3 separate regions of the Mus musculus genome follow, and regions 2 and 3 are each linked to region 1. The links are chromatin loops, found by intact Hi-C in ENCODE. Cell type or tissue: heart. All regions are shown on one strand.

What was found. A loop is a pair of places that touch in the nucleus more often than their neighbours do. Peaks named below come from ENCODE experiments on the same cell type or tissue, not always from the same donor. Only the 100,000 strongest peaks of a DNase experiment are listed, where the experiment ranks them.
Region 2: it touches region 1 in a loop (10-fold over the local background); 15 of 42 quality-filtered maps call a loop at or near these places.
Region 3: a loop joins it to region 1, with 3 times the contacts of the local background. A loop is called at or near these places in 10 of 42 quality-filtered maps.

What each region holds. Positions count from the first base shown.
Region 1 is chr11:51,530,451-51,538,450 of GRCm38, reverse strand. All of the region lies in intron 5 of Col23a1 (collagen, type XXIII, alpha 1), which reads right to left. Among named protein-coding and RNA genes, the nearest start is that of Phykpl, 50 kb to the left of the region's middle. In heart, CTCF peaks have their summits at 3,727 and 3,938; no DNase peak of the experiment used is centred here; H3K27ac peaks cover 307 bases; H3K27me3 peaks cover 2,161 bases.
Region 2 is chr11:51,323,241-51,331,240 of GRCm38, reverse strand. All of the region lies in intron 2 of Col23a1 (collagen, type XXIII, alpha 1), which reads right to left. Among named protein-coding and RNA genes, the nearest start is that of Col23a1, 37 kb to the right of the region's middle. In heart, a CTCF peak has its summit at 4,136 (motif pointing left); no DNase peak of the experiment used is centred here; H3K27me3 peaks cover 573 bases.
Region 3 is chr11:51,443,923-51,451,922 of GRCm38, reverse strand. All of the region lies in intron 2 of Col23a1 (collagen, type XXIII, alpha 1), which reads right to left. Among named protein-coding and RNA genes, the nearest start is that of Phykpl, 140 kb to the left of the region's middle. In heart, a CTCF peak has its summit at 4,716 (motif pointing right); no DNase peak of the experiment used is centred here; H3K27ac peaks cover 711 bases; H3K27me3 peaks cover 4,752 bases.

The sequences.
Region 1 (8,000 bases):
TTAAAATTTTTTATTGTGTTTATTTATTGTGTGTTGTGCGGGTTGAGAGTGTCGTGGTAATTACTTGAAGGTCAGAGGACAACTCCCAGGCGTCGGTTTTCTCTTTCCACCATGGGGGTCTTGGAGAGTGAACTTAGTGGTCTGGCTTCGCAGCAAGCACCTTTGCCTGCTGAGCCATATAGCAGGCCCCAGATCCTAACAGAAGGTTTTTGCTCAGGCTGAGCCTCATGTCCTGGCAACTCTTCTATCTCAGTTTTCAATTCTATCTTTGTCAATAAACTACTGTAGACTTCTCCTGGTGAGATTCCTCCTTCCTTCTGCCTCTGCCTCAAAAGCAGGAGACCTTTAAAACATGTGGTGGGAGGAAAACATTATTTAAAATGCTGGTCATCAGAAGTATTTCCGGAGGCTGGAGGTAGAGCACAGTGGAAGACTGCCTAGTGTGCAATTAAAATCTATTTTCAATTTCTAGTACTGCCAAACACACACACACACACACACATGCACACACACACACACACAGAGACACAGACACCCACACCACACAGACACACACACCACAGACACAGATATACACACACATACACACACACACAGACACACACACCACACACTCACACAGACACAGACACACACACACACACACAGAGACACAGACACCTACACCACACACAGACACAGACACCCACACCACACACACAGACACACACACACCACACACTCAAACAGACACAGACACACACACACACCTACACACACACACAGACACCTACACCACACACAGACACAGACACCCACACCACACACACAGACACACACACACCACACACTCAAACAGACACCGACACACACACACCTACACACACACACAGACACCTACACCACACACAGACACAGACACCCACACCACACACACAGACACACACAGACACAGAGACACACACACCACACACACAGACACAGAGACACACACACCACACACACATACACACAGACACAGACAGAGAGAGACACACACACACAGAGACACACACACAGACATAAACACACACACACCATAAACACACACACACACACACACACACACACACACACACACACACTCTGGCAGGCTCCGTGGCAAATGTCTGTAATCCTAGTACTTGCAAGATGGAGGAGGCAGGGAGACCAGGGATTCAAGGTCATCTTTACTATGCAGGAAATTCAAGGCCAGCCTGGGATACACGGAGCATTTGTGTGCACATAATCAGATAACTAAGACAGGACTTGATTCTAAATGAAATTCACACAGGGCTCATATATATTTTATACATAGAGCTCAAAGGTAATCTTATTTTATATTTATAATTTAATTTTTGGTGTTTTGAGACAGAGTCTCATAGTCTAAGCTGGCCTGGGATTCTCTGTGTAGCCCAGGCTGCCCTCAAATTTGTGATCTTCCTGCTTTAGCCTCCCAAGGACCTGGATTAGAGATATGTGTCATGGTGTTACAAGTTATCTCTCTGTCTGTCTCTGTCTCTCTATCTGTATGTGTGCATGCATGTATCTGTGTGCATGCAAGTGTATGTGTGTATGTGTGCATGCATGTGTGCATGCATGCATGTGTATGTGTGTATATGAATGTGTATGTGGGTACATGCATGTGTATGTGTGTGCATGTGTATGTGTGTGCATGTGTATGTGTGTGCATGCATGTGTGTGTATATGCATGCACGTGTATGTGTGTGTATGCATGCATGTGTATGTGTAGGCCCAAGGTTGATGCTGAGAAGCAATCATTCTAGGTCCTTCTTTTCCTTCATTCACCAAGGCAGTCTCTTAAGGGAACTGCAAGGCCCACCACTGTGGCTGGTCTGGATAGCCAGCCTGCCCTGGCAATTCTGTCTCTACCTTCTGAAGCTAGGGTTGCAGCTGGCCTACTGCAGTCAGCTGGCATTTCCGAGAGTTCTGGGAATCTGAACTCTGCTTCCCAAGCTCTTGAGACAAGCTCTTTGACCACTGCGCCACCTCCCCAGCCCCTCCACCTGTGCTGTGACCGTCACAGGTCGGATGTGGGATTTTTCCACTTGTGGTACCCTGTTGACATCACAGGCTTCTGACTGGAGATATTTCAGAGTTTTGGCTCAGAGAGGGTCAACCCACACAGAGCTGCCCAGAACTCTTCAGGGACTTGCAGAGCTCCAGTCTCATCTGGAAGGTAGGTACAGGAGCTGGCCGGGCTGCATCTCTCTCCTCTCCCAGCCCACTGCTCACTAACTCTGAACACGCGGGGCCACACCGTGTGGCTTGGTCTTTCCCTTTGTGCATACTGCCTGTGCCTGCTCGGCATGGAATGTCGTCCCTTGCACAATAGGCGTGGAAGATGGAGGTGCTACCTCCACTGTGTGCACAGGGAACACGGACAGAGCAGAAGCTAGGGGGTCTGTCTGAGAGAACAGAGCAGGGTTTGGAAATGCTGTGTAGATGGAGCTGATTTCTAAGCAGAGTAAGGTTGAACAGAGATGGCAAAGAACAAGGAACAACAGGGCCCCAGCAGGATCCATAGAGGTGGGAGCCGGGCCCCATGCTTGCTGCTGAGAGCTCATGGAAGAGAAGCTGGACCAAGGCTCTGCCCCAATCATAGACTCTGAGCCTCCAGGACTGTGAGCTACATAAGCCTTCCCCTCCCCATCTCTCACTCTCATTTGTATGCACGTGTGTGTGGGCCAGAAGTCGCTTCAGGGGATACTGATGGCTTAGAGGGTGCACTGTGAGGGTTCGGGCAGCATGGGGCTTGGGGAATCTTTGTTCCCCACTGCCAGTCTACAAGGGCCTACATCATGTAGCCCCTGGATGCGATCACCACACTCCTCCTCCTTTTTAAGATTTATTTTTTACTTATGTGCATGTGTGCACCTGTATGAGTTTATGTGCACCATGTTATGAGCCCATGGAAGCCAGAAGATGCCCTAACACTGGAGTTATAGGGGGTTGTGAGCCGTCTTATACTGGGAACTTAATCCAGGTCCTTTGCAAAAGCAGCCATTACTGCTGGACTATCTCTCCAGTCCCCCGACACCTTTCCTCCTTTCACCCTATCTCTGTCACTTGCCTTCTCCTTCTTCCCATCCTTGCCTCAGATGGCTCTTGACATACGAAGCTTGCTCTAAACTCCATGACCTGTACCCTCATCTGTTTTCCTCTGCGGAGAGTACTCACCTGCCCCTCAGATCTCTGCATCTTGTCACAGAAGTCTCAGTTCAAAGGTCATTCCGTCCTTCTTGAATATTAGCTCCAAATCACAGACCGACCTATGGACCCCCCTCCAGCACCCTCACCGCACCCTCCTTTGTTATCTTCCTGGTACATTCCCTGTATTCAAGGACCCTTTACACGCCCTCCCAAAGGCAGGTAGGAAGCCAGAGAGCCATGGAAGCTCCACACTGAGGGTGAAGAACGTGAGAAGTCTAAAGAAGAAAAGCAAAGAAGGCCTAGTCTTGTGTTTTTGTGTAAAGGGTGAGAAGTGGAGATGAGATTAAGCCCTGAGTGACAGACAAGTCATTGTCACTTTAGAAGCTTGGCACATCTTCAAGATGAAAAAAGGGATGTGTGAGACACTTTCAGGACGACTCCACTGTGTCCAGATGGTCTCTCTCTCCCATCCCCAGCTGTTTAAGACCGTGACCGGGTCTGATTTGCCTTTGTGCCTTCCCTGTGTGGAGCACAAGGCATGATATCAAGCCTATTTATGAGATGCTGAAACATTTTGACACATACAAGCTGATCAATTCCCCTAAATTCTGAAATACCTTGCCTGTGGGTCCTTTGCATCCTGCATTGTTGATTCACAAAGTTCAGTGCTCAGAACACCCTCTCTGCTGATTGATCAGTGAGTACGAGATGATTACTTGTTTCTTTGCCCCAATCAGGTCCAAACTCTATACTTGCAATTCCAAATTTCACCACTAGGTGCCAGGCAAACACAAACTTTAACAAACAGGTCAGGTTTCTTGAGACTTCTAGCCAGGCCTTTAATTCCCACATTAGGGAGGTAGAGGCAGGAAGACTTCTATGAGTTCGAGACTAATTTGGTCTACAGTGTGAGTTTCAGGACAGCCAGGGCTATACAGTGAAATCCTGTCTTGAAAAACAAAACAAAAAGCAACAAAAAAGAGAACTTGTAATGAAAATACACCCTAAATTGAAACAAGACACATACATATAGATATATATTTAAAACTTATCATATTGAAATAAATTAAAAGTATGATAATACCCACAGTTGGACAGAGTTGGAGAAACATGCCGCATTCGTGCTCTGTTGGTGGGAATGTAAATGAGAGCGGCCTCCCAGAGGGCAATTTGGCAACGCACATCAAAAGCCTTCAACATGTGCAAACCCTTTGGTGCAACAATCCAACTTATAGACATTTATTGTATGGAGATAATCACAGAAATAAGCCTTTACTTACTCCCAGGATGTTGAGTGTAAGGATGAAAAATTGTCCATATAAATGGCATAACTTAGAGACTGGCTATATAAAATGATACATGTGATCAGATACTATGTAGCCATTACATCTTGTAACAGTTTTTAATGATGTGGGAGTGTCTCATGATATTTCAAGTGAGAGAGAGAAGTGTGTTCCTAGAGGCTTGGTTTTTTTTTTTATAGTGGAAGTATGCGAACAAAGCTGCGTATAAAAATGTTAAAAGAACATGAAAATAGTGAGCTATTGTCTGTGGATGGTAGGAGGAGGATTGCTTTTCCCCCTTTGGTTGCCTTTTTCTACTTTCCTAATGTTTTACAATAGACACGACCATGCATTTATTGCAACAGTAAGGTCCTATTAACAAGCCCTTGGGGGCATGAAGGACAGACAGCCTCTGTTCAGGAAGGGCATGGAGACAGTGACCCCAGAGCCCCGTCAGCTCTGACCCCCTTGAGTCCATACATAACCTGCCTCACAGATGTGGGTGGCCCCTGTTGCCCCTGTCCCTTAGCCACTCCATGGGCCGCACATGTGGACTTCATTTCATCTAGGGGTGTGGGGGCAGGGAGAGGCGGAGTGAACGCAGACAGCACAGGCCGGGGATCCCAGCACAGCCCTTCGCTCCAGCTTGCCTGTTCTTTCTTCCCCTAGGAACTGCTGAGAGCCTGGTTCAATGGGAAAAAGAAAATCGCTCCCCTACCCCACCCCGACCCTGGAGTTTGCCAACAAAGTAAACACTGCTTCTAAGATTCCCTCAAACAGAAACACCAACACTAAGCTGCAGCAGCGAAACAGCTGTTCCTAAAACCGATCGGTCTCAACGCTGGGTTTCTGTCCAAATGCTTGGCTGTACGCTGAGCAGATTAGAAGGGTTTCCTCATTTATTTCTTCATTACATTTCTTATTACACCATCCTATCTATCTATCTATCTATCTATCTATCTATCTATCTATCTATCTATCTATCATCTATCTATCTATCCATCCATCTATCATCTATCTATCTATCTATCTATCCATCCATCCATCTATTATCTATCTATCTATCCATCTATTATCTATCTATCTATCTATCTATCTATCTATCTATCTATCATCTATCCATCCATCTATCATCTATCTATCTATCTATCTATCTATCTATCTATCTATCTATCTATCATCTATCTATCCATCCATCTATCATCTCTATCTATCTATCTATCTATCTATCTATCTATCTATCTATCTATCTATCATCTATCTATCCATCTATCTATCACCTATCTATCTATCTATCTACCTACCTATCTACCTATCTATCATCTATCTATCCATCCATCTATCATCTATCTATCTATCTATCTATCTATCTATCAATCATCTATCTATCCATCCATCATCTATCTATCTATCTATCTATCTATCTATCTATCTATCTATCTATCTATCGTGACTGTCCATATGTATATGTGTGCAGGCGTGCACACCACGGTGTGTATATGGTGTGTACTCCAGCTTTGTGGGGTCGGCTCTCTCATTCCACCTTTTACATAGAATTCCAGGAGTCAGGTTTGCATGGAAAGTGCCTTTACCCACTGAGCTATCTTTCTGGTCCTTCCTTCCATTCTAAAAAACAATTATGTATCTAAATCATTTTTTGACATTTATTTTAAGTATATGAGAGTTTTGTGTGTTTGTATGTGTGGGTGCCTGATGCCCGTGGAGGTCAGAAGTGGAGAATGGAGCCTCTGGAACTGGCGTTACATGATCACAAGCCACCATGGACACACGGGGAACCAAACCTGGGCCGCCAGAAGAACAAGTGCTCTTAACTGCTGAGCCATTGCTTTAGAACATTTTTTATTTGTTTTTGAGATGGGGTTTCATGTAGCCCAGGCTGACCTCAGCCTCAATATGTAGCTAAAGATGACTTTGAACTCCGAACCCTCCTGCCTCTACTTCCCAAGTGTTGGTATTACAGCTGTAGACCAGTGCTCCAGGTTTGTGGGGTGTGAGGGGCCCCAAGATGTATGCATGCTATGTGAGCAGTCCACCCACTGAGCTCTATCCTCATCATGAAAGTTTTATCTTGGAGGCTTCAAAGATGGCTCAGTAGGCAAAGTACTTGCTGGGCAAGCATGAAGACCTGAATTGGGGTCTCCAGCACCCAAGTAAAAGCCAGACACGGTGGCATGGACTTACAATGTCAGCACTGGGCGCCCAGAGGGTGGGGGAAGGGACAAACAGATACCTGGAGTTTCCTGGCCGGACAATCCAGCCAAAATGATGAGCTCTAGTTTCAGTGAGAGACCCTGCTTCAAAAAATATGTTTCTTTCTTCCTGTCTCTTTCTCTTTCTCTCTCTTTCTCTCCCTCTTCCTCCTCCTCCTCTTTCTTTCTCTCTCTTCCTTTCCTTTCCTTTCCTTCCTTCCTTCCTTCCTTCCTTCCTTCCTTCCTTTCTTCTTTCCTTCCTTCTTTCCCTCCCTCCCTCCCTCCCTCCCTCCCTCCCTCCCTCCCTCCCTCCCTCCCTCTTTCTCTTTCTTTTTGGTGGTGATGGTTGTGGCGGGGCAGATAGAATTAAAAGGGGAAGACAATTGAAATCTGTCCCTCTCTGGCTTCTACTCTATGCAGGGTGAGTGTGCCTGTGCAGATGTGTGTGCACACATGAGCTCTACGTTGGGATTGGGCTGTGGCTCAGTGATACAGCAGTTACCTATTATGCATGAAGCCCTGGGTTCAACTCCCCAGCACCACACAAAAATTATCTGTAAATCTGTAATTGCTCATAGTCATAAAGAAGCTTGCGTGTTAGTGGTCTCTTCCAACACATATGAATAAAGCATAGCACCGGGCAGTCGTGCGGACCCCATGGGAGCCATGGGTAACTGACAGTAGGCTGAGGGCCTGCCTGAAGTGCTTGCTTCCCATAAGCCAAGAAATTAGAGTTTAACTCAGATCCTACAGGGACAAGTAGCCTGCACAGCCCAGCCTCTTCCTGGCTTGGACTGCTTTCGCTCTCGCAGCAGGGACCCCCCCTCCTCATATGGCTCAGGTACTGAAAGATAGACACAGGTCCATACACCAGCTGGCAGAAGGCGACCAAGGGCTACAATCCCCATCTGTCCCCTCACTGGACACAGCTTACCTCAGTGACCTGAGGAACTGTTTCAAGGCTTGCAAACGGGAAGTGGGGACAGTTGGCCTGCTGGGCCTTCACTGATCTCCTTCCTAGAGACATTAGGATACAGGGACTCTGGAGCTCCTGTCACGTGCATCCTTATTCCTGCCCCCATCCCGGAACTCATAGATCCCCCTGTGGGCCAAGCTCGGAGCTAGACATCTGTCTCTATTCTACATTTGACCCCCACAATCCCTGATGGTCCCCTCAGATGACATTGGTTGGCTGTGACCGGTATGTCACCGGTGTTCCCAGTGCTCCCTGTGCATCTCCATTCACTGGAACCCGGTCCCTGAGGAAAAGGACTTCTGACATCTCCACTGACTGCAAGGAGCCTGAGGTTTAGGGACACTTGGGGGTGGGGCTTCC
Region 2 (8,000 bases), 210 kb after region 1:
TATTTAACATTACAATACATAGCAAAAGACCAAATGTCAACAGTAGAAGGGAACATAGCTCAGCCCATGATGACTGCTCCATCATCTAAGGATGGAAGACAGACTGAGGGCCCTGAGCCAACAGTGAGGGATTAAGTGGCTCATGTGGGGCATTCTGCCTCTGCCTCTGCGAGACATGGAGAAAAATGGGAGACGCTTGGGGGCTTAGACAGAAAAGACAGGGAGGTACTTGTGTGCAGAGGTGGCCTTAGTTGTGAGGGTATTAGTTTTTTGTCTCTGTGATAAAATATCAGTGAGAATTGACTTAAAGTAAGAAATAATTATCTGAGCTCACAGTCAGCAAAGTGAGGCAAAACATTATGACAGGAGGCTGTTCATCTCATGGTGGGTGGGGAGCAAAGGGCAACAAGAACGCCCCCTCCACCCCATGATGATCTCACTTCCTTTCTAAAGGTTTCACCTCCTAAAAGTTCACCTCCTAAAGGTTTTACCACCCATGGCACCACAGGCTGATGGCCAACACTTAGTATGTGGCTATGATAGGCACATTCTAATCTGCAATATAGTAGGATGCATCCATGCAGGAGTGCCGGGGCCAACGGAGCTCCAGTCTCTGCTCCACTCAGGCAGCTAGGAACGGGGACAGAATGAATGCACAGACCACGTGAGTGATGAAGGGCACAGTAGGCATTTTGGGGAAGGAGATCTAAACGTTTCCCCACAGGGATTACATTTCCGCATCAGAGAGTGGCAAGGAGTCCAACCGGATGTGATTCATTGCTTAGGGACCCTGGCCAGCGCCACCAAAAAAAAAAAAAAAAAAAAAAAAGAGCAAGTGATTTTCCAATCATTGGCCCCTGGGGCAAACTCAGAAGTCAGTAGAGCCAAGCTTGGCCTGAGTGACATCTCAGATGAGCAAGAACAAAAATTACTATGTGCTGAAAGCATGATAAAGAGTCAGGATGAAGATTAGACACCAGAGGAGGGTTGACTGGCCATGGGTGTGGACAGAGTGCCCACTGATGGCATGTTCCACACTGCTGGATGGCGTGGAAAGCCTAGAACAGTATCGGCCACAGCAGCTTATTTATAGACTTTTTACTGCCTCTTCTTTGCAACAATCCCTATGAGACATGTCTCTGTCACTTCACAAATCACATAAACACATTTATAAAATCAACTGAAGCCCATGTGTACAGTAGTGAGAGCTGAGCTGCCCTTCCTCCAGGCCTGACCCTGCCTTTGAGTGATCACAGAGCAGAAGTAGCCACAGACAATAGAAATGGCACTCCCACTCCATTGTCGGCTCACAGGTGCTGTGGGTAAGGGGTACCCAAAGTGTTGGGGTGGGGGTGGTCAAGGAATCAGGAGCAACTGATTCTTCTGAAAAAAAGAAGAAACATCTCAGGGAATGGGATCAAGCTGTGTTTAGGGAATGGATCCAGATTCCTCGGTAAGGAGAGGGGAGAGACTTTAAAATGTTTTTTTAAGATTTAAAATATATGTGTGAGTATGTGGGTATGTATTCACGTGCTGTGGAGGCTAGAGGAGGGCATGGTATTTCCTGGAGCTAGAGTTATATGCAGAAGTGCCTGGGCCAATGGAGTGCCAATCTCTGCTGCATTCAGGCAGCTAGGAACAGGTACTGAACGAATGCACAGGCCTGATGTGGGCTCTGGGACCCAAACCTCTGCAAGAGGATGTGCTCTTAACTGATGACCCCTCCCTCTAGTCCACAGAGTTCACTTTTAGTGGGTGCATAGACATTCATGATATTTGGATGCATGCACACACTGAGTAACCAAGAGCAACCTAGAATACTTGGCACATTCAGTGTCACTTCTTTCATTGTTCAAAATCCTCTGTTTTGAAAGAGGGACTAAGTTCCTGCCAATGGCAATCATCCTACCGTGCAAAGCATGGCCAGACCTGATCCCTCCTGCCCAAATGCAACTTGGTATCTGGGGCCAATCTCTCCTCTCTCTCCCTCTCTACTTTTGTAAGATTAGCCTTTTAAGATACCATATGAGTTGAGACCACAAGGAACTTGTCCTTCTGTAGCCAGACTATGTTTCTTGGCTGGCTGGGTGTATCCATGTTGCCACAAATCACAGGATCCTGTCCTTTTTAATGACTGAATAGAATTCTGCTCTGTGTATACATTCCCGATTTTTCTAACCATCTTCCAGTCATTCTTTCATCTCCGATATTGTGAGTCATGTCACAAAGAACACAAAGGAATGCCAAGAAGGTTCCAGGCTCATGGATGATGATGGAGAACCTGAGTAATGCAGAAGGACACGGGAAGAAGTTATGATCTGAGGGATGGGCTCCAGGACAGGTCAGGAAATAGATTGAGAAGTCTGGAGATAAGGACCTTGTTTGTACTCGACAGTAAAGAGGGAAGTCACCGAACCCTATTAAACCCGAGACTTCCTCCCGCACAGCCAGGGGAAGGCCTTGGGTGGCTGCCAGAGGTAAGGATGGCATAGCCAGGAAGGGCTCAGTGGATGCCTGGAGGGCAGGAAAAAGGAACTTATGGGTGAGAGAAAGTGAGAGTTCCAGCAGGGTGGAACAGGAGCCATGAGGTAAGGAGTGGGAAGCGAGATGCTGAGTCAAGTGTGAACTCACTGGGCCGCAATAGCCACACATGCAGGCAAGCATTACTCTGCAGGGGCCTGGGAAGTCACCTTTGGGTGAGAGTAAGGTTTCAATTGGTTGACTTCAGGAACCCAGATTGCTCTCTACACGCGGGTGGATCTTCTGTCAAACTGTAAATAGAACCAAAGGGCCAAGCAAGAGAGAACGTTCGGGAAGAATACCTCCATACTTTATGAATATCACCAGCGTTTGGTTCTGTAATATAGGTTCTGTATATATGTCTTTGGTCTCAAACCAGAATGTGAATTTTTGTGCTCTCCAGCCCGAGTGGGAACTGAAGACCCTGCTTTCCCCCATGATTCAGACACATGGCCCACACATAGGTCTCCCTGATTGACCTCCTGGCCATATGGAGACTTTAAGGTAAATCTCTTCCCCTCTTCATGGCTGTAGTCCTCAACTTAACTGTAACTCAGCATTCAGCTTTAGAATGATTCCAAAGCCGTGTGTGTTAAAAAGTCCATCAACCTTTTAATTAAGCTGGGCTTGGTGGTATGCCCAGCCCTCAGGAGGCAGAGGCAGAGGCAGAGGCAGAGGCAGAGGCAGAGGCAGAGGCAGAGGCAGAGGCAGAGGCAGAGGCAGAGGCAGAGGCAGAGGCAGAGGCAGAGGCAGAGGCAGAGGCAGAGGCAGAGGCAGAGGCAGAGGCAGAGGCAGAGGCAGAGGCAGAGGCAGAGGCAGAGGCAGAGGCAGAGGCAGAGGCAGAGGCAGAGGCAGAGAAACATCTGAATTTGAAGCCAACCTGATCTATAGAGAGAATTCCAGGCTAGCGAAGGCTACAGAGTAAGATTCTGTCTCACCCCCCTCTCCAAATTTCACTTTAGTTTTGTGCAATATGTCCCTCTCTTGATATTTAGTAAGCACAGCAAGTCGCAGTCCCTAGACATCCCCGTGACAACAAGGGGCGTGCTAGATGGCCTAGGTTGCTAACTAAGTCCTTGATAGCCCAGACTTCTCCATGTTTGCCATTTCTGGCATTTCTTCTGTTCATCTTACTGTTAACCATGCTTTCAAGGTAGTGTTGAGTACTCTGTAAATAGATGCATCATAGGAAAATGGCACCCTTAGATTTTCTTCTAGGGGGGCGCATATCATATTTTTCTCCATTCTCCTCTTATGTGTCTAGTTTTCCTTATTCTGTGATGTGTGTGTGTGTGTGTGTGTGTGTGTGTGTGTGTGTGTGTGTGTGCCTATAGTGCTGGACATTCCTAGGCCCCCAACATGCTGACAAGCACTTTACAACAGGGCTGTATCCCCAGCTCTTTTAAATTTGTTCTGTTGTTTAAAGATCTCATAAAGCTGCCCTGGCTACCTTTGCACTCTCTCGGTAGCCCAAGCTGGCCTTGAGTTTGCAAGCCTCTTGACTCATTGACCCAAGGGTTTGGTTTTTGTTTGTTTGTTTGTTTTGTTTTTGTTTTTTAATTCTGTTAGAATTCTACAGAATTTAATGAAATAAATGGGCTCCCTCTGGTGGTCACGAGAAAAGCTCCAAATCCCAAAGGTCAGACTCTAGTTGCATTTCAAGATCTTTATGGTGCTGGGCACATTCGATAATTAATAGACTCGGAGTGGCTAGATGACATCGGGAGAGAAGACTTCTAATTAGCATTTTCCACTCGTCAGTGAATCTACCAATTGGTTTGTAAAACCACAGCCCCAAACTATGCTCACCACATCTCCTGAATCCAGTCCTGTTTCAGGTTAGGGCAACTTCCACCCCCACCCCCTCCCTGCCCCAGGCCTTGCAGCTCCTGTGATCTCCGTCTGCTCCCCTACCGGTACCATGTTTGTGACTCTTTACCACGGGTCCTGGTGTCTCTGCAGCTCTTCTCCCCATCAGTACCCAGGGCCCTCCTTCACCTCCTCAGGACCTCTTCCCAGGAAAGGCCATTGCCACATGTTTCTCAGTGCTTCTCCACAAATCAGGCACCACTCTAGGTTCAGAGGATGTGACCATGATCAAACAGAGACAGTGCCTCCCCTGAGCACCCTCTTAGGGGCCTCTGTGATGCATCCAGATCTGCAATTCCAGTCTGCCCTCCTGCCACTTCTAGGGTCCCCCTCTTGAAATAAACTCTACTCAGACACTCCATGGTGCATCCCACAGCACACAGCCCCACTCCTTGCTAGCCCTCAGCTCATCTTAATCCCCACAGCTGCCTTTCAACAAGAGTTTAAACTTCATGCTTCCCTTTTATCTTGCTCAGGATGTCAGGCCTCAAGGCCCTGTGACCCTATGCAAGCTGGTTAACATGCCAACCAGTCTTCAAAACTCTACCCAGCTCCTACCTCCCCAGTGAAGGATTCTGCTCTCTGCAAACCAACCTGTCTGTATAGATCCTCTAGCCTCAGCAATGTCTCCTTTTAACTTTTGTAGGACTTTTCTTTGTACTACACAAGTTTACTCCGTTTTTTTTTAATTGATTGATTCTACAACTTGAAGCATCTTCTTCTAAGGATGGGTTTGCAGCGGACCCTAACGGTCTTATATGTCACCCTAACTAGGACTGGACATGTGAGTAAATGAACAAATAACCAAACGGACTGACATCTGTGCACAGAAGAGTGTGGGAAATGCGATGACATCGTTCTCCAGAGAGTTCTGGCACACGCCCATGCGCACACACATGAGGGATAAGAGCCCAGCTCAGGGTTGAAGTGCTTGTCTAGCATATACAAGGTCCTAGGTTCTATCCTCAGCATCACTGCAGAGAGGAGGGAGGGGGAGCTAATTTAAAGGGCTGGGGGAAGCTCAGAGTCAGATTGCCTACTCAGCACTCACAAGGCCCTGGGTTCAATCCCCAGCTCAGAAAAAAAATTAAAAATGACTGCCGGGCACGGTTGCTCACCCCATAACCCCAGCACTGGAGAAGCTGAGGCAAGAGGCCTGCAAAGTCAGGTTGAGCCAGGATTAAACCAGGAGGCCCTGTCTTGAAAAGAGTTCAGCAGCTGTAAAACCCGGCTATGGGATGCTCTCCTAGCACGTGTGAGGCCCCAGGTTTAACTTCTAGCACTGAAAAGAAGGAAGGAAAGAAAGAAAGAAAGAGACAGAGAGAGAGAGAGAGAGAGAGAGAGAGAGAGAGAGAGAGAGAGAGAGAGAGAGAAAGGAAGGAAGAAAGGAAGGAAGAAAGAGGGGGAAGAGGGAGGGGGAGATGGGGGAGGGGGAGATAAGAGGAGGGAGGAAGGAAAGATGGGGGGGAGAGAGAGGGAGAGAGGGGAGGAAGGAGGGAGGAAGATAGATCAGACCCGAAGATTGCCTTCAGCTCTGTCTGCTGTGGTTAGTTTAGATAACACCTTTACAGACACTCAACCTTTCCACAATATCAAGTCAGCTGGGATTTACCACTCCTGGGGGAATATATATATATATATATATATATATATATATATATATATATGCATATATATATATATGTGTGTGTGTGTGTGTGTGTATATATATGTGTGTATATGTATATATATATGTATATATATCATACATATACAATTTCAAAAATGTGTCAAATGAACATAATTTCTTGTTTGAAGAGCGCAAGCTCTCTTCCCTAAGCTCATTCTTACTCTACACCAATGGAGCGAAAACCCGACCACCAGTGGCTTTACCGCTCAGAGCGTTCTGCTTAGTAACACTCTCCACAAATTACAGCCACTCTCATCAGCTCATGTCATGTCCACACCATGCTTGGTGTTTAAAGAAAGGACTTCCACACGAGTGGGGAATTTCTACCTCTCACGTACACATTTGTTCCTTTCTGGAAATGGCTTACCATCCCGCCCCGCCAATCCCCCATGAGGTAAGTCCAGCACACACCATCTGGAGGCCACACGCAGCATCCCTGCAATACCACACAGCAATGCAGAAGGGCACAAAAAGACAATGGCGAAGATTACCACTTTTCCAGAAAGTTCCTGAGACTGCTCAAGGCAGGTGGAGTCTAATTAGAAACAAGCCTGAAGGGACAGAAGTGACAGGCTGTGCTCAGGGTTTCCGGATTCTGGTAGCATCTGATTGAATGGTTTCCAGCCTTGTGATTTCCTGTCTGTTTCTCTTACTCCTCGGTCACCGGTATTTTCTCACCCATATCCCAGGAAAGCACGAAGGTATAACTGACCAGCCCAGGAGAGCATGCTGGTGTAACTCACCAGCCCTTTGTTCTCTCCTTCCAGAGCATTCCCAGGCAATGTCTGCACCTTCTCTCCCCTCTCCATACCTGGGTGACCACATGGATCTGAGCTCATGACAATCAAGAGCTTCCTCTTGAGATGTGGAGGGGAACCTTTGCTAGGTGTTCACTCATACATTCGATCTTGACATAATCCCACGAAGTAAGTACCCTGTTTACAAATGAAAGACTGAAGCAAGTCCTGGGCACTGCACACCTATAGTACTAGAACTCAGAAGCAGAGGCAAGAAGGCCAGCATCTACTACATAGCAAATTTAAAGAGGGCAAACAAAGTCCTTGGGTGCCTGAAGTAGAGCCGGTCTTTGGCCAAACCCAGAATCTGTCTACTGTCACAATAAGAACCATCTAGCCATCTGTCCCTGGTACAAGCCTAACGGGTCATCTACTGTTTACCTAGATGTGTGAATTTTCTCTTGTTCTGGGAACAGAACTCTGATCTTCCTGGGGTAGCTACTGTCCCCCAAACCATGTTTCTAGTAGTCAACTCTCCCTCATAGCTGCATGTGTGTGTATGTGTATGTATATGCATGTGTGCACCTGTGTTCATGTGTATATACCTGTGTATAGATGTGCACATGTGTCCCTGAGTATGTATATGCACGCACCTATCTGCGTGTGTGTGTGTGTATACACAGTGTCTGTGTGTGCATATTCGTGTATGCATGCGTGTGCATGCATATATATGTGTGTACCTATATGCATGTGCGTGTGCATGCATGTGCATGTATGTGCATGAGTGCAAATGAGTGTGTGTGTGTGTACATGCATATGTTCTCCAAATCTCTTCCTGGCCTCCTTTCACCTTAAGTACCACTCTCTGAAGATCATCTCATGCTGAGGCACAGGGAAGGGTTAAGATTTCAGGTATGAATTGAAGAGTTCTCACAGTTTAGCCCTCAATACCTCCCGGTCTCCAGTCATAGGGGCTGGTGAGGAAGGACAGTGCTTATCTGGGGTGGTGCTAATCAGGATTGGCTTAGCCACAGCTATTGGCAGTCACCTTCCTACAGAGCAAGCACCCCGAGGAAAGGCAGCCTGAGAAGGACAGAGACAGAAGGTGAGTGATGGGGACAGTCCCTAAGCTCAGGGGCTCCTGAAACCAGGTCCATTTCTGAGCCCTGCACTTTAGCTATGGGCTTGATATGTTTCCAGTGTTG
Region 3 (8,000 bases), 87 kb after region 1:
AGATAGCATCATTCCATAATCAATTAATTAATTAACTAACTAATTAATTCCCTTGCCATTCTCTGTCACTCTCCTATGATCTATGCCAGCCACAGGTTTGTTGTCCCTTCTTATGGTTTTTACTAAAAAAATTTCCATACAATATGTTATGGTCATTGTCTTTTTCCCTCCCCCAACTCCTCCCAGAACTTTCCCTCCTCTCTAAACCCAACTTTACATTCTCTTTTTTCTCATTCAAGAAAAAAAATAAACAAAACCCCACAAAAATGAAAATCAAAACAAGCAAAAGACCAATAACATGCACACAAAAATGCCCAGAGAAAACAAAATGAGAGAAAAAGTCCACATCAAAATAAAACCTCACGGAGTTCATGTTGAGTTGGCCAAATACTTTTGGGCATACGGACTGTCCTGGAGTGTGGGCGACATGCCCACTGCTAATCACTCTGCGGGAGAAGTCTCCTTTGCCAGTGGGTATCAGTTGCAGATAGTTCCTTGGTTAGGGATGGTACTGTATGTCTACTGCCTCCTCTCAGGACTGGGACTCCACCTGGATGTCCTTACAGTTTTTTAAAAACAGTGGAGAAATATATGTAACATAGGACTTGAAACACGGCTTAGCAAGTAAAGGTGCTTGCTGCTAAACCTGACAACGTGAGTTCGATCCCCAGGGCCCACATGGTGGGAGGACAGAGCTGACTCCTACATGCTGTCCTCTGACCTTCACCCCTTAACAAAATAAAATTTACTATTTTAACACCTCCTCTTCCTTGAGGCAGGGCCTTGTTATGATAACCCGGTTACCCTGTGTAGACCAGAATGGCCTTGAACTCATGGGCGATCCTTCTGCCTCGCCCTCCTACATGCTGAGATTGTAGGTGTATGCCACCACACCTGTTTCTGTTTGTTTTCAGACAGGTCTCAAGTTTTAGTTCAGTCTATCCTGAAACACTATACAGCCCAGGCTGCCTTTGAACCCAAAATGATCCCCCCTGAGGCAGTCTGTGTTGCTATGATTACAGACATGAACCACCATGCCTAGTCTCACAGTTTTTAAGTCCACAACTGAGTGAAATTAAATATATTTATAATCTTTGCAGCTACCACCACTGTTTCTTCCCAGAACCTGCCCATTATCATAAAGAAAAACTGTACCCATTAAAGTGTAACTACCCTTCATCCCCCACTGCCGACAACATCTATTTGACTTGTATCTCTGTGAATCTTCAGAGTACCAGCATCCCTCTCTCACACACGATATCTTCTGTTTCTTTCCTTTCTGGCGTGTCTCACATGGCGTATCTCCAGGGTACATCTATGCTATGCTATCTGGTGGTTTGAATGAGAAATGTCCCACACAGGTTCCTGTATTGGACTACTTGGTCCTTGACTGGTGGCACGCTTTGGCGAGGTGCTGCAGCCTTCCTGGGGGAAGTGTGTCACGGGAAGCATGCTTTGAGAGTTCAGAGCCTCATCCTCCTTCCTGTCTGCTTCCTGTGTGTGGGTGGAAATGTGAGCTCTCAGCTTCCGGCTCTGGCTGCCTACTGCTATGCCATTATGGGACCATAAGCCAATAAACTCTGTCAGTTGCTTTTGGTCATGATATTTTATCCCAGCTATGGAAAAATTACCAAACAAGCACGAACCAGAATTCCCTTTCTTTTAAAGGCTGCATATTACACCACTGTGTGTATCAGCTCGTATCTCAGCAGTTTATTGGACACTTTGGTGGCACCCATCTTTTGGTGGCTAATGGGGAGTCATGATTTTATGAATTCTGGTGTATAGCGATCTGCCTAAGAGTTTGTTTTTACCTCTGTTGCCATGGTTTTGCCTCTTAGGGATGCCGTTAAGCAGTAGCAACGAGATTACAGCTGCTCTTCAGTTGGCATAGCTTTCTTCGCTACCTTGGCACAGCTCATTGAGAACTGCTCACAGTGTCATATGTGCTGCGTTTTCTCCTGTCCCCTCTCCCTCCTCCATTCCATCTCTCGAATGTTCCATGCTGGAACTCTCCTCTACCATAGCAGCAGCTGAATACCCGAGACAAGTGACCAAGAGCAGGGAAACTTTGCTGAGGCTCTTGGTTTCAGTCTGGTACGGAAAACTCACACTCAATAATAAAAGGATCCGAGTTCAGTCTCTAGAACCCACATAAAAAAAAACTGGTGAGATGGCATGGGGTTGTAGACCCAGTGTTGGGAAGGCAGACAGAAGAGGATCCTGTGGCTTTCTGGGTAGCTAGCCTGGTCTACCTGGTGAGTTCTAGGTCAGTCGGGGAACTTGTCTCACAAAAACAAAGTTGTCCTCTGGCCTCTGCACACATGCACAACTATGTGTACCCCTCCCCCTCACATACCCACACCACTCACAATACAATAGGATAATCTGAACCAATTGTTTAAACACAGAAGTCTGCGGGGGACATTTCTTATTCTGACTACCCGGCTTTGCATGCGTTTCATGCAGAAATGGCTCATAGTATCCAGGGGTGTGTGTAGATTCTATGTAGATACTATGACATCTTATATTTGACATTATTGTTTGTGTGTTGGGTCTGCTGCTTCCTCCATCAGTACCAAGGACCAAAATTACATCATCAGGCTTGTATGGCAAGCACCTTTACCTGTTGAGCCATCTACTGGACTATGGTCACTTTAGAGAAGGGACCTAGATTTTGTTAAAAGTGGGGTGCTTAGGGCCAGTCCCCTCCACACACTCAGGGGCGACACCTACACTGCTTCCTTTTTTCCTCCCTGGAGACCTTTAGATGCATTGTTTGATTGTTGAAGCTGGCGCCTATCGATGGCACTACTCTTGCTGTTTGACAGTCGGCCGCACTTAGCCTGTGAGAAGCAATGGCCCTGCAGCCTGGTCTCCAGGACCTCTGTTACAGGGCAGGGGCTCACAGTGTAGGTATGTTACTTCCAGACAAAAGACCGAAGCATTAGGCCTGTTTGCCAGAGGAAAGGGTTGAAGCCTCCCATGTCTAAAGGCTCAGCCCCCAGTGGCCTGTGGGCTGTCTTGCAGATGCAAAGCTATTGTTTGAAGCCATGGCCCCGTGCCCCAACTGTGCTGACATCTGCAAGAGTTTTCTAAAGAAGACAATGGGAGGCTAAAACATAAAACAACAGAGGCTTCTGTAAGACCCCATGGGTCGGAGCTGAAGGCGCCTGCCAGCCTTCTTGGGCAACCCAGGCTGGGACAGATGCATGGGCCAGCACCATGCCTACAAACTGTAATGCCTGCAGTTTATGGTAAGAGCCAACAAGACAGGCTTCTGAGGGCTGGAGAGCCGCAAATAGGGTGTCCTGCAAGAGCAGGCAGCGCTTCACCACTGGCCATCTCTCCAGCCCCAGGCTCTTTCTGATTTACTATCTTGTACTTGAATTCATGTACATTCTTGTACATATTCGTGGGTTTCATGACGAAATTTTCATTCAAATAGATTATGTACTTTGACTTGAGTTTGGTTCCCTATGCCAGGTGGCTCACAACCAACAATAATAGCTTCAGTTCCAGGGGATCCAGTGCCCTCTTCTGTACTTTGGCTTTCTTGGGCACAAGCTCTACCCACACACAGACACACATATACACATAATTAAAAAATAACAAAAATCCATATTAAGACTTTTTTTTAATAAAAGATTTATTTATTTCATGTGCATGAGTGTTTTGCCGGCATGTATATATACATGTATCATGTATGTGGCTGGTGTCGGTGGAGGTCAGAAGAGGGCATCAGTTACCCTGTAATTGAGACTATGGATGGTTGTGAGCCATCATGTGTATGCTGGGAACGGAATCCGGGTCCTCTGCAAGAGCAGCAAGTATTCTGAGCCACTGGGCCAATTAAAAGAAAACTAAAAACAACAAAACCAACAACAACTAGTCAGGTTTGTGAAAGAAATTCCAGACACCTGCTCTTAAATTTGGTGGGGGTAGATCAGCAAAGATGGTGGGGCGCAGCTTGGGTATCCTGCATCCAGGGCTCCCTGTGTTGACCAGTCAGGGCTAGAGACATCACAGAGATTTCTCGAAGAACCTACCATGTGCCAGGCAGGGCCTGCCTCCCAGGCCGGCCAGCCCCATCAGGCACCATGCTCTTCACAAGAAGTGATGCTAAATTCATCTATGATTTGTTGAGATTCCCACAAACACACCTATGTGTTCTTCACTTAAACACACACACACACACACACGCACACGCACACGCACACACACACACACACACACACACACACACACACTGGCATTTACCTACAGAATACAAACAAAAGAGTTTAAATAGTTTTGATAATTCTGAGAAAGTCTAAGGAAAAGCAGGCGTGGTGGGCCACACCTGTAATGCCAGCACTTGGGAAGCTGAGACAGGAGGATTGAGTGTTACAGAGGAAGAGTTCTTTTAAAAAAGCCAAATGCATGAAGACCAGCCCAATCTGGACATTTAAACCGTGCTCAAGGGCTCCAGTTATCTCAGCCCCTCGACAGGAGGCTGGAGGAGGCTGCTTGGGCATTTTCCCCCTCTCCTGTTGCAAGAACAGCTGGAATTCCTGCCTGTGAAGACTGACTCTTGCCACCCATGGGGATTGCTTCTCATGCATAGTAAGATCTGAGGAAAGCACAGACAGCCGACTACACTCCCCTCTATAAACCCAGAAGTAGGCGTCCACAGGGAACTCAGAAACACAGGAGAGTCCATAGAGGCCACATGGGGGCAGTCATGAGGCACCCGGAGTGGTCCTGGAGGAGTCCTGGGGCAGGGACCTGGACCTCCAATTCTCTCCCATAAAGTACTAACAAGGGTGTCCGTGGGGACAGGAAAATCTGAGAATAAACAAGGTGGTGGTCTCCTCTGCCTGTCACTATGGCTGTGCTGGTCAGATTTTTTTTCTCAACTTGGTATAGACTAAGGTTATCAGGGAACTTCAATTGATAAAGTACCTACATAGGATTAGCCTATAGGCAAGTCTGTGGGCTGTGGGACTAATGATCAGAGATGTGGGAGGGCCCAGGCCACTGTAGGTGGTGCAATCCTTAGCAGTCCCCACCCCTTCATGGCCTCTGCTTCAGCTTCTGCCTCCAGTTTCCGGTCTTGAATTGCTGTTCTGACTTCTCTCTGCGATAGACCATGATGTGGAAGTGTAAGCCAAATAAACCTCTCCTCCCTGAGTTGCTTTTGGTCATGGTGTTTGTTACAGTAATAGGAAGGAGACTAGCCTGGTGGCATCTGGGGGTTACATGAGGCAAAGGAATTAAACAAGAGCCAGTCTCTCAACAATGTACAGGAAAGGCCAAAGAGTCCACCAGTGGTCACTCGCCACACCTTAAAAGAGAGACGGCGACTCCCAGAGACACACAAATGACAGGTCACAGCTATTTGAATGATGGGACCAATCTCCAAAAACAGCAATACCTGGAGAAAAAACAATGAGACACCATGACTTCTTACCAAGAAAGAGAGCATGGGGGCCAGGAGGGAGTGGCATACATTTTTTTTTGAGTATTTAAAAAACAAACAAACAAACCCTCACCAAAACCATTCATCTCCAAACCCACAATTCTATGTTCAGCGAAAGCGCCCTTGTGCAGTGAGAAACTGACATGTCCTCGGGTGGAGGAGACTGAAGGGGGTGGCCACAATCGGAAGCATACCCAAGCAAGCTCTATAAATGGAAGGACAGTGAGAAGCAGCACAGGTGGGGCCAGGATGCAGAGGCAGGGTTATCTCCATGAGTTTGGGGCCAGCCTAATCACATAGAGAGTTAGAAACTGGGGTTACATAGTAGTCTTACCTCAAAATCAAACCCAAATGCATGGGTTAAATAAGAAAGGTGCCATGACTCACACCTGTAATCGCCAGACTGGGGAAGTCTGAGGCAGAGGGATTGCTGTGAGTTCTAAGAAAGTCTGAACTTTTTTTTTTCTTTTTTTTTTCCATTTTTTATTAGGTATTTAGCTCATTTACATTTCCAATGCTATACCAAAAGTCCCCCATATCCACCCACCCCCACTCCCCTGCCCACCCACTCCCCCTTTTTGGCCCTGGTGTTCCCCTGTACTGGGGCATATAAAGTTTGCAAGTCCAATGGGCCTCTCTTTCCAGTGATGGCCGACTAGGCCATCTTTTGATATATATGCAGCTAGAGTCAAGAGCTCCGGGGTACTGGTTAGTTCATAATGTTGTTCCACCTATAGGGTTGCAGATCCCTTTAGCTCCTTGGCTACTTTCTCTAGCTCCTCCATTGGGAGCCCTATGATCCATCCATTAGCTGACTGTGAGCATCCACTTCTGTGTTTGCTAGGCCCCGCCATAGTCTCACAAGAGACAGCTACATCTGGGTCCTTTCAATAAAATCTTGCTAGTGTATGCAATGGTGTCAGCGTTTGGATGCTGATTATGGGGTGGATCCCTGGATATGGCAGTCTCTACATGGTCCATCCTTTCATCTCAGCTCCAAAAGTCTGAACTATTAATATGTTATTTGTTCTAGGTCAGCTAGGGTTAGAGTGAGACAGACCACTGTCTCAATGGAACCAAAATACAACAGGTCTCCCTTCTCTTAAGTCTAAAAGACTACTGCTTTATTATTGAAGCCAAAATCATAACGCTGGCCAATGCAGTTCTAAACATAAATGCAGGAAATATTGACGGCAATCACATGGTAAATTTCAGAATGTGAAGATACGTGAAAGACGTTAAGAGTTTTAGATTTCATTTGATCTGGTAGAGGCATTCTGGAAAACAGTTTAGTGTTAGAAACCCAAACAAATATGTACTTACCATATGACCCAGCAACCACCCCCTTGGGCATTTATCTCAGAGAAATGAAATTTTACACACACACACACACACACACACACACACACACACACACACACACCCCTGCAGAGAAGCTGTTATAGCCCCAAACTGAAAACAAGGGAAATATCCAACAGTGAGCGATTGACGAACAGTCTGTACTCCATACAGGCCATGAAGCACTGTGCGGAGGGAAAAGGGAATGTGCTATGGAGACACATGACAATATGGATGGATCTCGAAGGCATTGTGCCAAGTGTGAGCTGTTCTCAGAACACTGCACAAAGAGTCCAGCCCAACGCGGCTTTAAGATGATAAATGCAGGGGTATGGAGAAGAGATCAGTGGACAGGGAGAGTGAGGGGGTTGGGATTACATAGCTGTGTGCACTCATCGTGTGTGTGTGTGTGTGTGTGTGTGTGTGTGTGTGTGTGTTATGCATGGGGGGCACTTGCTCCTGCCATGATGAATATGGAGGTCAGAAAGCATTTTTCTCTCTTTCCACCATGGGATCAGGAGATTGAGATTAGGTCTTCAGGTTTACCCAGGAAGGCTTTGCCCACTGAGCCATCTTGCTAGCCCCATTATATTGGACTTTAAATTAAACTATCTTACTACATGAAAGGAGAAGTTTCAATCTATCTTGAACTCAATGAATCCTTTAATAGACCAATGAAGAGTTTTCTTGTGTAGAGAAACTTTTTAACAGCGATTAATCAATTGCATCTCTACAGTTTAGATTTTTCTCATTTATTTATGACCAAACAGTTGTCCAGGCTCCACTGAAGAGCAGGGCACTGTGCCATCCCTGAGAATTCAGGAGGAAGTAACACACAGCCTTTGATCTCACCAAGCTTTAAAAAGCCCAATAGGAAAGGCAGACAGCTGACTGACCAATTCTAACAGTGAGTGATAGGAGTTGTAAGAACTCAGATGTGACTGGCGGGGGGGTGGGTGGGGTGGGAAAGGGTGGGGTGGTGGTGCCTCTGAGCCCACAGCAGCAGGGACGGTCCTAACCTACATGAGGGCTGAGAAGGGAGCACAGTTAGCAGAAAGTTCCAGGTAGGAGACTGGCAGTCTCAACAGGGTTGGGCATGTGCAGAGAGAGTTTGTGGAAGCTGGGGTGGGGGTGGGGAGAAATAAGCTCTGTGGTATCATCTGGGGTGGAGGTGGGTGACATCCTTGTTATCAGTACATCC